Linked DNA regions of Homo sapiens: region 2 is linked to region 1. Evidence: read pairs that join two places in POLR2A ChIA-PET (ENCODE). Cell type or tissue: PC-3. All regions are shown on one strand. Each heading gives the region's core, and the rest is flanking DNA. Links, peaks and the distances in the headings are about the cores only.

What was found. ChIA-PET counts read pairs that join two places held together with the same protein. Peaks named below come from ENCODE experiments on the same cell type or tissue, not always from the same donor. Only the 100,000 strongest peaks of a DNase experiment are listed, where the experiment ranks them.
Region 2: POLR2A ChIA-PET joins it to region 1 with 13 read pairs; 2 of 35 experiments call an interaction of 5 or more read pairs at or near these places.

Annotation. Positions count from the first base shown.
Region 1 is chr1:222,961,962-222,969,028 of GRCh38, reverse strand. All of the region lies in intron 3 of DISP1 (dispatched RND transporter family member 1), which reads right to left. Among named protein-coding and RNA genes, the nearest start is that of DISP1, 150 kb to the right of the region's middle. In PC-3, for the core only: no CTCF peak of the experiment used is centred there; no DNase peak of the experiment used is centred there.
Region 2 is chr1:222,877,001-222,884,067 of GRCh38, reverse strand. All of the region lies in intron 1 of DISP1 (dispatched RND transporter family member 1), which reads right to left. Among named protein-coding and RNA genes, the nearest start is that of DISP1, 65 kb to the right of the region's middle. In PC-3, for the core only: no CTCF peak of the experiment used is centred there; a DNase peak (open chromatin) is centred at 3,317; H3K27ac peaks cover 550 bases.

The DNA.
Region 1 (7,067 bases), core at 2,528-5,027:
TAGTTTTTCCCAATTCCACTTACTTAATAATCTAGGTCAGCTCTATTACTTTCTGATGCTTCAATTACCATCTTTGGTAAAACTCCTTTTTTTTTGAGACAGAGTTTTGCTCTTGTCGCCCAGGCTGGAGTGCAATGGTACTATCTCAGCTCACTGCAATCTCTGCCTCCCAAGCTCAAGCGATTCTCCTGCCTCAGACTCCCAAGTAGCTGGGATTACAGGCATGCGCCACCATGCCTGGCTAATTTTGTATTTTTAGTAGAGACGGGGTGTCACCATGTTGGCCAGGCTGGTCTCGAACTCCTGACCTTAGGTGATCCACCTGCCTCTGGCTCTCAAAGTGCTAGGATTACAGGCATGAGCCACCATGCCCAGCCAAAGCTCTGTTTTAAGGGGGAAAAAAATCTAAAAATTAATTTTGACATAATGTACAGCACCCAATATTGTAAAAATAATAGCTAATCATGGCACACTTGTGCAGCTATGGGATTGAATTTCCAGAGTCTGGCTGAACCGTCCAAATTCATCTTGGTATGGGCTATAGTTTCATGTCATCTAGTAACAGTTATTCACTGAGGTTTAATTAACAGTGGGGATGAACGTAGATTCTGAGTTGGATGGTCTTTCTAGAACTACAACAGTGGTAACAGAAATCTCTCAGTTAACTGGTGCCCATTTTGTTAGCCAGGTTTTGGGAAACTGGGCAGGAGAATAGTGGGAAAATGGGGATCTATTTTCTGATTCCTCATTTCCTGAAGGGGAGTTGCATATGGTTTCTTGGCTTGTAAGAAGAAAAGAATTTTAGTCTGACCCCATTTGAGAATGGGAACTAAGTGGAAGTCAGGAGCCCACTGAGTTATCAAGCAGTTTGACTTTATGGAAGTTTTATGTGTGCTGTGCAGTTTGTTTCATTTTTCCTAGTGTATCCATTGATGTGTCTACCAGTTCTTTTCGCAGAATCACATTGTTTCATTTTGGCTTCAACACAGGCAAGTCCCAGGGCAGAATACATTAAAAAGATCGTAATTCCCTTTTCGAGAATGGGTTTACAGTGTTATTCTTGCATCTGTAGCTTGAAAATAATTCTAGTCAGTGAAAGACCGGAGGATTAAATGGGCCCCAAACCAAATATAAGAACTATAATTCTCTATGGTATGCACATGCTAAATTAGAGTCTAGAACAAAGATCCTGAAGGGGCTTTCAGTTCATTCAGAACAACTTCATAACAGGACAAATGCATGAACACCAAGACTCCCGTATGCTTTCCTTGTGCATATAGATCTTTCTTACAAAGCAAACTCACATTCAATGCCAAGTCAATTGAGCTTACTAAGTTTTCCCAGAACCTGACTTACATCATAGGTTGAAGTATTTTGCAGGAAAAAGTCTTATATATGTAGAATCCAAGGGCTCTCTGTTGTCATAAATGTTCAAATCACCCTTTCTATTCCTTCTTCCTGGCCTTAAATCTGGCTCTTTCATATGGAAAACTTAAATCTTTCTATAATCTTGGCTTGCTTCTAGATACCATCTTTGACAGAGAGATGGAAAAGATGTGTTATGACCTCTCCTAAGAAGGGTTGCCTAAAGACAGCCCTTTATTTTCTCAGCATTATTAAATCATTCATTTTGTCATCTCTTCTCCACACTAAAATTGAACAGTAAGAAATCAAAGATACAATTTCTGCTCTTAAGTACCAAACTAGGAAGATGAGAGGCTAACAGAGATGCAACTGGGAAAGCAAATAAGGGAAGACAGGTGCAAGAATGTGATCATGTCACAAAGTCCTCCACTTCTCAGATTCTGAAATCAAAATGCTGCTTAATGTTGCCATCTTCACATCAAGGGGGAATATTTCTACATATGTATACATGTATATATATAATGTAGATATATATATATGTAGATCTATTCCCCCTTGATGTGAAGATGGTGACATTTTGAAGATGGTGAGGTGGCAACTCAGAGTGGAATTGGGTTTATTAATAATCTCTAGTAAGAGCAGACCTGAAGGGAAATCATCTCCCTTTTCCTCCAACTGCATATATCCTCCCTCCCACTCCATACCAGGAATCCAAAAATTAATAGAGTATTGTCCCTGCCTTCCAAGTGTATATGGACTGGCCAAGAGGGTGAAGGAAGTTTTAAGATTGGTGGTGGGGGGAGTTCTTAAATCCCTTACATCATTCTTTTAAACCATTCTGATTTCACTCAAGTCTTCAGTGAAAGGCACTAAGTTAAAGTGTAGAGTTTGATGCATTTTTACATATGTACACATCTATGTAACCACCACTCAGATCACAATATACAACTTTTCCCAGCACCTCAAAGGCTCACTTGTGCCTCTTCCCAATCAATAATCATACCCTGTCCCCAGAGGCAATCAACATTCAGGCTTCTATCACCACAGATTAGTTTTGGCTAAAGGATCACCTTTTAAAGACAGCCAAAGATAAAAGTTTAAGCAAAACCTTACATAGTTAAAATTCAGGTTAATTCAACTTTATGAAAATACATAAAAATGAAGTCCTAGTAATGTTTTAATCCTATTAATGAGTGACTCCTAGATGAGATTTAATTGATTTTTTTCTCTTGAAGTTTTAGAAATACCTTTTCCAATGACTTATGAGGTATAGATCTTATATAACCTGTAGAAGGCCTCTGATGAGCAACAAAACTTCACTGATCTACAATAAAACTACTACTGGTACTGTTATTTGTCATTATGTTATTTTTCCTAGGTTATTATTTTTAAAATCCATACTATTCTGCCTCCCTACATTTTAGTTTCTTTCCAAGTTTGAGTTCCCACCTGAATCAACAATATCTAGTTACAATAAGTGGGTATACTTACTTAAGTGTAATAAACAAAGAAATGCTTCAGTGTAAAAAATTACACTGATTTACAGTGTAAAACTACAGTGTAAAAATTAACTCTGATACTTTGGTTTGACAGAATATCTCTATCTATCCATCCATCCATCCATCCATCCATTTAGAGACAAGATCTTGCTCTGTTCCCCAGGAGTGCAGTGGCTCATTCATGGCTCACTGCAGCCTTGATCTCTTGGGCTCAAGTGATCCTCCCTCCCTCCTCAGCCTCCCAAGTAGCTGGCACCACAGGCATGTACTACCATGCCCAGGTAATTTTTTTTTAAGAGACGAGGTCTCACTGTGTCGTCCTGGCTTGATAGAATATTTAAATAAAGCTGTCCTGAAGGCTAATGTGAATATAAAAATAACCACAACAGTGATAAATATAGACAGGAAATAGAGATCTGAAATTTTAAAAAGTTGATGGGGGTAAGAAAAAAACTGAGTGAGATATTATGGAAATGACAGTCATATGAAAGGGTGAAAGAAGAGGCTCTGTTAATTGTGAAAGAGGGCAGAAATGGTCGCAGTGCACAGAATAAAAAGAAAGAAAAGCATAAGATCATGGAATGCAGAAAAAGAAAACTGTTTAAGAAGAGGTGGTAAACAGAGACTGCATGCTATAGAACTAAACAGGAGAAGAAATCAAATGAGTTTGTCAAAGGAGTCACTGACCTGGCATTGCCAGGAAAGTAATGGTGACAGAAGAAGTTAGACTCCAGGGCACTAGCAAGAAAAAAGACCATATGAAGTTAAAGTATTAAGTATAATAATATATTTAAAATAACAACAGTCAACATTTACAGACTTTACTATGTGCCAAACACTGACCTAAGCACTTGACATATATTACAATATTTTAAAATTCTTAAAATAATTCTATAAGGTAGGCATAGATTTTACCGATGGAGAACTAAGGCACAGAGAGGTTAAAGAAGTCACCCAAAGCCACATAGTTAAAGAGGCAGGATTCAAACCCAGGCAGCCTACTCCAGAGCCTACATTCTTAACCACTAGGCTATACTGCAGCGAAATTTTCTATTGTTTTCATAAAGTAGAAGGTGCTACTGCCCATGTATGGGTGTTAAGAGAGTAAACTATGATTTGAGTTAACATGGAATAGAAGAATACTTGAAAAAAAAAACTACTGAAGGAAGTGTGCTTGGGAGTTAGCTGTGAGGACTAAGTTGTGACAGAAGCATGAAACCAGAATGGGTAAAATCTGCACCGTTTCCATTTTCTTCCAGCAAGCAGTGTTTGTTAGCCTGGGAGCTGGAGCAAAGGCATCAAAATTCCTGAAGATGACAACACAGAGCTTTAACATTTAAACTAGAAAATTCAGTTCAGATAATTTCTCCAATTACTACTAGCGTTTTCAAAAGCCCACTGAAAAACCCACTGCGTATCCTGCACCAGGTAAGGTGTTAAAGTACAACATGATATAAACAGGCTAAAGGAATTAGGTGGAATTCTTCTTCAGGGTCTGTGCAAGGTAGCACTGTGAATATGCTGTTTCTATGATCTAAAAATGACCAGGGCAGCCTATGACCCATCACCTATACCCTCACGATTATTTGTGTGATCCATGTGATTTCAGTTCTATGATCTCAGGACTGAACCTGCACAGCACCTGCTACGTAGTAAGCACTTGTTAACTGTTTCTTAAGCTATTACTGAAACGAAAAAAAAAGTTATAGCAAGAAAACAAAAAATATTTCATTCTCTTGTGTTTGCACAGCATAGAGTGGTGATTAAGAGGAAGGCTTCGAATCAGACACACTTAAACTTCATTCCACATTCTACCACTTACTAGTAACTTTTTAATTAATCTTCCAAACACTTTTTTTTTTTTTTTGAGATAGAGTCTCGCTCTGTCGCCAGGCTGGAGTGCAGTGGTGCGATCTTGGTTTGCTGCAACCTCCGCCTCCCAGGTTGAAGCGACTCTCCTGCCTCAGGCTCCCAAGTAGCTGGAACTACAGGTGCCCACCACCATGCCCGGCTAATTTTTGTATTTGTAGTAGAGACAGGGTTTCACCATATTGGCCAGGATGGTCTCGAACTCCTGACCTTGTGATCCACCTGCCTCAGCCTCCCAAAGTCCTGGGATTATATGCCTGGCTTTTCTTTTTTTTTAATTAAGGATCAAGATAATTTTATTTAGGCAGAGGACCTGAAAGAGACAATCCCCAAATTAACTTGTAAATGAGATTCTAAGAATTCTTCTAAGTTTTATAACGCTTTATTTTTTTCTCTTCTTTAAAATTTACTTTAAGTTCCGGGATACATGTGCAGAATGTGCAGGTTTGTTATATAGGTATACATGTGCCATGGTGGTTTGCTGCACCTATTGACCCATCTTCTAAGTTCCCTTCTCTCACCCCCAACCCCCCAACAGGCCCTGGTGTGTGTTGTTCCCCCCCAGTGTCCATGTGTTCTCATTGTTCAACTCCCATTTATGAGTGAGAACATGTGATGTTTGGTTTTATGTTCCTGTGTTAGTTCGCTGAAGATAATGGCTTCCACCTCCATCCATGTCTCTGCAAAGGACATGATCTTGTTCCTTATAATGGCTGCATAGTATTCCATGGTGTATATGTACCACATTTTCTTTATCCAGTCTATCATTGATGGGCATTTGGGTTGGTTCCATGACTGTGCTATTGTAAATAGAGCTGCAATCAACATACTTGAGCATGTGTCTTTAATGATTTATAATCCTTTAGGTATATACCCAGTAATGGGATTGCTGGGTCAAATGGTATTTCTGGTTTTAGATCCTTGAGGAATCGCCATACCGTCTTCCACAATGGTTGAACTAATTTACATTCCCACCAACAGTGTAAAGTGTTCCTACTTCTCCACAGCCTCGCCAGCATCTATTGTTTCATGACTTTTTAATAATCTCCATTTTGACTGGCGTGAGACAGTATCTCATTTTGGTTTTGATTTGCATTTCTCTAATAATCAGTGATGTTGAGTCTTTTCTCATGTTTCTTGGCCGCATAAATGTCTTCTTTTGAGAAGTGTCTGTTTATATCCTTTGCCCAATTTTGATGGGGTTGTTTTTTCCTTATAAATTTGTTTAAGTTCCTTGTAGATTCTGGATATTAGTCCTTTGTCAGATGAGTAGATTGCAAAAATTTTCTCCCATTCTGTAGGTTGCCTGTTCACTCTGGTGATAGTTTCTTTTGCTGTGCAGATGCTCTTTAGTTTAATTAGATCCCATTTGTCAATTTTGGCTTTTGTTGCAATTGCTTTTGACATTTTCATCATGAAGTCTTTGTCCATGCCTATGTCCTGAATGGTACTGCCTAGGTTTCCTTCTAGGGTTTTTATGGTTTTGGGTTTTACATTTAAGTCTTAATCTACCTTGAGTTAATTTTTGTATAAGGAGTAAGGAAGGGGTCTACTTTCAGTTTTCTGCATATGGCCAGCCAGTTTTCTCAGCACCATTTATTGAATAGGAGATCCTTTTCCCATTGCTTGTTTTTGTCAGATTAGTTGAAGATCAGATGGTTGTACATGTGTGGTGTTATATCTGGGGTCTCTGTTCTGTTACAGTGGTCTATATGTCTGTTTTGGTACCAGTACCATGCTGTTTTGGTTACTGTAGCCTTGTGGTAAAGTTTGAAGTCAGGTAGTGTGATGCCTCCAGCTTTGTTCTTTTTGCTTAGGACTGTCTTGGCTATACAGGGTGTTCTTTCATTCCATATGAAATTTAAAGTAGTCTTTTCTAATTCTGTGAAGAATGTCACTGGTAGTTTGATGGGAATAGCACTGAATCTATAAATCACTTTGGGTAGTATGGCCATTTTCACAATATTGATTCTTCCTATCCATGAGCATGGAATGTTTTTCCCTTTGTGTCTTCTCTTATTTCCTTGAGCAGTGGTTTGTAGTTCTCCTTCAAGAGGTCCTTCCCATCCCTTGTTAGCTGTATTCCAAGGTATTTATTCTTTTTGTAGCAATTGTGAATGGAAGTTCATTCATGATTTGGTTCTGTGCTTGTCTATTGTTGGTGTAAAGGAATGCTTGTGATTTCTGCACGTTGATTTTGTATGCTGAGACTTTGCTGAAGTTGCTTATCAGTTTAAGGAGTTTTTGGACTGAGACGATGGGGCTTTCTTCTTCTTTTTTTTTCTTTTTTTGAGACAGAGTCTTGCTCTGTCACCAGGCTGGAGTGCAGTGGCG
Region 2 (7,067 bases), core at 1,843-4,342, 84 kb after region 1:
AGAGGAGAATAACAGATCCAAACAGTAATTATCTACTGAGAGTCAATTATAGGACAGGCACTCTATTAGGCTACCAAGATGAATAAGAAAAGATGGGTCCTGGTCTTCAAAGAGCTGTAAGTTCAGTAGCTTTCCTTACAATCAGAGCCCCTCTCACCTTATAAAATATAAATGGAATGCCTTCTATTTTTGTACAGGTGTATTTTGCATTTTGTCTACTTGTAAGCAAACACAGTATACTGTCAGTTTTCCTTGTTTTAAGTATAGAATTGTAACACTACACAGCGTACACTTCCAGAGCCTAGTATATATTTTAACAGACCTTTTTGCAAGCACACTTACCACCATATGTGTATAACTAACAATATGCTTATGCCTGTGCACCTCTCTCTTAAAACTCTTGAACAGCTTGTCTCTAAACAATGTATAATCTTTATTTATTTATTTATTTTGAGACAGAGTCTCGCTCTGTCGCCAGGCTAGAGTGCAGTGGCACGATCTTGGCTCACTGCAACCTTTGCCTCACGGGTTCAAGGAATTCTCCTGCCTCAGCCTCCCAAGTAGCTGGGATTACAGGCATGTGCCACCACGCCCAACAATTTTTGTATTTTTAGTAGCGACGCGGTTTTACCATGTTGGCCAGGCTGGTCTCAAACTCCTGACCTCGTGATCAGACTGCCTCGGCCTCCCAAAGTGCTGGGATTACAGATGTGAGCCACCGTGCCCAGCCATCTTTATTTTGAAAAATGTGGACATTGAAAAAAATGTTTCCATAAAAACTTTGTATATATGTACATTGTTGGTGGTGGTGGCGGTACTGTTACTGCTTCTAAATTTTTTTTTAGGATTAATTTTTATGCTTGGAATTAATGTGTTAAAGCGTATGAACACTTTTATGATACTTAAATTGTATTACCAAATTGCCCTCTAAATCCTACACCCAGACAAATCTGAGCCTTAATATGTTTAAAAACAAAAAATGTTAGTTAAAAACACATGAAATTATTTTCCTACCTTATTTGAACTGGCATTTCTTTTATGACTAGTACTATCTCATAAGTTTCTTCACTATATGGAGATTATATATATTCTAAAGGTTGATCTAATCATAATTTACATGTAACAGATCTCAAGATTCTCTCCGAAAATTTTCTTTTGCAAAAATTTCTTTTTTAGCTTCTCTAATACTTTTTAATATTTTTTCAGTGTATATTAATTTCTAAGCATTTATACAAATACACTCTGCAGATATTTAATATAATCTTAATTGTCATCAACATTTATTTCCAGTAAGTTTAGCCTGTCATAGAAGATAAAGAATTTATATAACTCCATCATTAAATGCTTTCTTTGTTCTGTCAAATTCCATACAAAACCAAGTCAGAAAAATGGGAAATGACCTAAAAGTAAAACATATAATAAAGGAAAATTTAAAACTGGAACAAAGGAAACATACAGAGAATATTTTTCTCCATTTATTCATAAAGTTACAAAGAGAAAAATGTCCCTTTAAATTAACCTGCAAATTTGTAATATTTCTAGACAAAAATACTTTTAAATCTAACGCAGAGAAGAGAAGAACCCACCAAACTTTAATTTCCTTCTCCTTCTGCCATTGTATTAGAATTCCTCTAAATATTTGCCATTCCCAGGTTACTAAAATAGAATGAGAAACCACTCCTTTGTAGTGCAGATGACTGGAATAACCCTCTAGTAGTGAAGAAAAATTCTCACACCTTCAAGAAGGAATTAATTTGAGAGGCTGAACGATAAAAAATGAGATAAAATCATTGAAAAATAAAATGATTGTTCTTTGTAGTGTAAATTATTTTATTCTTGATTATCTCACAACATGAATACATATGGTAAACACTCCATAATGAAATAAATTAAGAAAATCTAGGACATCTCCATGTCCATTTCATATTGAAATCAGGTAATTATGTTCATGGCATATTGCTTTAAAGCTTTGTCAAAGTTCCAATTCTATAGAAAAGAAAATATCTGCTATTTTTCTAAATTTTAATTGTTAAAAGTCCATACCCCTCTCCACCTCAAAATTTCCCTTTTGTTGGTCCAGTCTTCTTAACTGCCTTTTTTAAATGTTTCGATTCAATGCAATGGTATTAAGTTATGTGTACATGTCAAATACACAAACACACACAGACATATACATAAATATATATGAAGGTACTTAACAATTGTTTTGGCCCATTCTTTTTAGTATAAGAATATCTTTATGTCCTTTCCAAATTTAGAATTAAAGATTGTCAAGGCAATATTTTTCCTTTAAACCAGAACTAAAGGCAAAAATGACCCGTAAAAATCTACAAGCAACTGAAACAACTGAAAATATTATGTTGCTAATTTTACAATCTCAAACTCTACCTGATGCCAGTAGGCCCTTGCCAACGAATCCATTATAAAGCTGCAAGCATGGCTCTTACCTCACAATGTAAAGAGAACTGAAGGAGGAAAAAACAAAAACACCCCATCTGAACATCTTGTTATTAATACTTCCTTAAAATCCATTAATGTCAGCAACTAAAGCGCTACTTTACCAACAACTCTAGGCCAGCGGCGGTGGCTCATGTCTGTAATCCCAGCACTTTGGGAGGCCGAAGCGGGTGGATCACCTGAAGACGGGGGTTTTCAGACCAGCCTGACCAACATGGAGAAACTCCGTCTCTACTAAAAATACAAAATTAGCCAGGCGTGGTGGCGCATGCCTGTAATCCCAGTTATTCAGGAGGCTGAGGCAGAAGAATCGCTTGAACCTGGGAGGCGGAGGTTGCGGTGAGCCGAGATGGCGCCATTGCTTTCCAGCCTGGGCAACAAGAGCAAAACTGTGTCTCAAAAAAAATAAAAAATAAAAAAAAATTCTAAAAGATATTGACAAGTTCTGCTTTAGAGATATATAGTAGGCCTGTCAAGGTCAAACAAATTAAAAATTAATTTTCCTATATATAACACTTTTCTAAAACTCTTCCAGACCTTTGTTTTTCTAGAGACAGGGTCTTGTTCTGTTGCTCAGCCTGTAGTACAATGGTGCAATCACAGCTCACTGCAGCCATGAACCCCTGAGCTCAGGTGAGCCTCCTGCCTCAGCCACCAGAGTAGCTAGGACCAGAGGTGCACACCACCACACCCAGCTAATATTTATATTTTTTATAGAGACAAGGTTTTGCCATGTTGCCCAGGCTGGTCTTGAACTCCTAGCCTCAAGTAATCCTCCTGCCTCAGCCTCCCAAAGCACTAGGATTACAGGCATGACTCACCATGTCTGGCCCAGACATTTTATTTTAAGATGACTAACCACCAAGTTACGTGTAGTCTTCTCTCGCCACACAGGAAATCAACTCTTTCCACCAGAACCATCTTTATTCTTAGGTGATTCATTCAAAAAGGAAAATGTTGCCCACTCTTTGAAAGACCTAAATTTTTACCTGTGATAAACAGCTTTCCATGAATAGAAATCTGCTGCAAAGGCCTGTGCAGGCTGCATTCCCTAGCATTGAAAGGTCATTGTAGAAGGGATTTTATTTTATTTTTATGTCATTATTTTATTTTTTGAGAGGTGGTCTCAATGTGTCATCCAGGCTGGAGTTTAGAGGTGTGATCACAGCTCTATAAGTGATTTTATATAACATTCACGTACTTTCTGATTACAAAAGTAGTACATGCAAACTGAAGAAAAATTAGACCACATAGAAAAGCACGAACAATGAAATAACAATCACCCATGATCTCAATGCCCAAAATACCCTCTTAACATCTTGATGTATATATTTCCAATCTTTTTTATATGCCCATGTCTATTTCTCTTTTTAAAATATAACTGAGATTGTACATCCTGCTTTTTCTCCACTAATATCATAACAATCACTTTCTCAAGTTAATTTAACCTCCATAAGTGTAAATTGTAATGGGTACAGATATCTCATAATTTATGTAAACATTCCCCCTACGATTAAACATTTTGATTGCTTCTGATTTTTGTTATTATAAAAAGGTATTTCAGTCATGGATTATCATGAATGGTAATACCTTTGATGCAAGACTTTTTTTTTTGCATACTTGTTATTTCCTCAAGAGTCGTCAAAGTGGAGTTTTCAAACATAAAGTTTTTTCTTTAATGTTATGCTCCTCTATATTCCACAGGCAATGTATGAATGCTCATTTCAACAAATTTTCAACAATATAGTGTTAAAATGTATTTTGTTAATCTTAACAGTATTTTATTTTAAACTTACATTTCTTTGATTAGTAGAGAAATTAAATTCTTTTTAATGTAGTAATGTATGTCTTGTTGAGTGAATTGCCTTTTTGCCCATTAAGACTTTGGTCTTTTTCTTGTCAATCTGTGTTTTTAACAATTGATATTTACATATATTAACTTTATCTTTCTTCACCCACCTACAGTATTACTAACTTGCCTTACATCTTTTTTATTTATGTTTTGTCTTAAAAGTGACAAAGATTAAAAGATATTCTTCATAACCTACAGAAATGTACACAATCACATTTTATTCAAATAGAAAATTCTATGATATATGAATATTCTTTATATAATTTCCAAAATATCTTTGCCATTCTTCATGACATCACATAACATCACATGAAGTTACTAAAAAAACAAACAGGACATATTTCATTCATTTCCTCATTACCACCTCCTTCACACCACAGTACTCCTCATTTTTAACAGCCAATGCTAAACATTCCCAAGAGTGATAAATAGGTATACCATATTGTTTAGCTTTAAAGAACCTCAATATATTTTCTGTGGCAAAGGAAATGGAAAAGTAAAAATATTTCACACAGAGCTAAGCCAGGTGTCTCATTGCCAGAGAATGGACTGTCACTTAAGATATTAAATAACCTTGTTTTTAAAACAAATGTTACACTAACAAGCACAATTTAAAAACTAATAGTCTTCAAAAGTCCTAAGAGGGCCAGTTTCAGTATAAGGTAAAACTGTGAAAGCCCCTAACGTATTATAGGACAGACTCTCTAACTGCTCCAAAGAAGAAACGAAGAACCAGACAAAGAACCAAGCTGCCAAATAAACATGCATTAATTAAAATGCTTCCTTTATTTATACCTCCAAAAGCAAGTATTTATACTTAATCTCCTTACACATAAAATTGTTATTGCTAGAGAGCAGACCTCAGGTTTACTGAAATTAATTTTTAATTAATTTCCCTTAAAGATCTTTTTAAGCTCCCTTAAAGATCTTTTTAAGAATTAAAATGAATATTTGAAGGTGCTGCTCTCAAAAGTAAACTTACAAAACCTATAGACATGTTATATTTCTACAATACTTTAGGTTTGCAAAAATGCTTTATCCATAAAGTGTTGTAGTTGATTGTTATTGCCTATCTTTCACACAGGCACCTATATTGAGAATATTTTATGATTCACCTTAAAGCTAATCCCTGAGCAGACCTCCTCCCTGGAGATCTTACCATATACAGAACATGGGGCCTTGGAGATAATAAACCCTCAACAAGTATTTAATTCATCAATATACAAAAACACTTAAAACATTAACATCTTAAGCACTTCAATTGGGGGGTATACTGTTAAAAAAGGAATTTAATAGTATTCTAAATAGATTCCAGTATGTACAACCAATATTACTAAGTTCACTTTCATTTACCATTTTAGGCTTTAACTTTGTGTATAACCATATAAACTTAGAATCTGTACTACAACAAGATCTCATATTTTTAAAAGAATCATTAGGGTGAACAGTTATTGGCAAAAAAGAATCAATGGGTGACCAGCACTGGTTTCTGCGTCTTCACTCTCATCTTCTTTTGAAAAGCTATCAGTACTAGCTCTAATTGCTCTGCACTAGTTCACCAGATCATTTTCAAGGACTCCGTAACAATGCCTCATTGTTTAAAGCTGTTTCCAAACAGTCCTTGAAGCACTGCTTCTGTTCACACTGATTTTAGGGAACTTTAGCTTACTATAATAGTCAGTGGCTTCCAATGGTCCTTTCCATATACCCCAAATTACCCAATGGGGACTACAGAATTCTGTGGGATCTGACTCATACCTACTTCTCCAGCCTTATCTGGCAACACCACTCTCCCACTGGAACTCTGCTCCATTTCGCTGGCCTCTCTTCAGCTTCTATTGGCTGTGCTCCTTCCTACAACATATCAGGGCTGTTCTCTTGGGTTGGACCATCCTGCCCTCCCTTCTTCACCGAGTTCCTGCTCTTTTCCTTAAAAAACCAGCCCCAAGGCTCTTCTCAAGGAGCCTTTCAAGACCTTCCCAACCAACACAAACTCCTTTATTAGAGGGATTCACAGCACTTCTCCTTCAAGACACTGATAATAGGTAAAATTTACATTTGTTTGGGTGATTAGTTGATCATCTGTCTGCCCTGCTAGACTCTACAGTCATATACAGGCAGGACAATGCCCGTGTTGCTCACATTTTATTCCCAGTGCTTGGCACTTTTGGATCCTAAACACTAGAAAAGGCTGATATGGTTTGGCTCTGTGTCCCCACCCAAATCTCATCTTGAATTGTACTCCCATAATTTCCAAGTGTGTGGGAGGGACCCTGTAGGAGATAATAGAATCATGGGGGTATTTTCCTCCATACTGTTCTTGTGATAGTGAATAAGTCTCATGAGATCTGATGGTTTTATAAATAGGAGTTCTCCCGCACAATCTCTCTCTCTTTGCCTGCCGCCATCCACGTAAGAGGTGAGTTGCTCCTCTTTGCCTTCCGCCATGATTGTAAGCCTCCCCAGCCATGGAGAACTGTAAATCCATTAAACCTATTTTTCTTCCCACTCTCGGGTATATCTTTATCAGCAGTGTGAAAACAGACTAACACAAAGGCATTTTGGATAAGCTGTTTATTCCTCACAACAAACTGGGATGAAGACATTATTATCCCCATTTTATAGATGAGGTAATAAGCTCAGAGAGGTAAAGCAGCTCTCCCAAAGCCAGAATCACGAAGAAGCAGAGACAGAACAAATCCATGCTCCTCTGACTCCAGAGGCCTGGTTCTTTCTCTCTCTTTGCTGTTTTCACAAC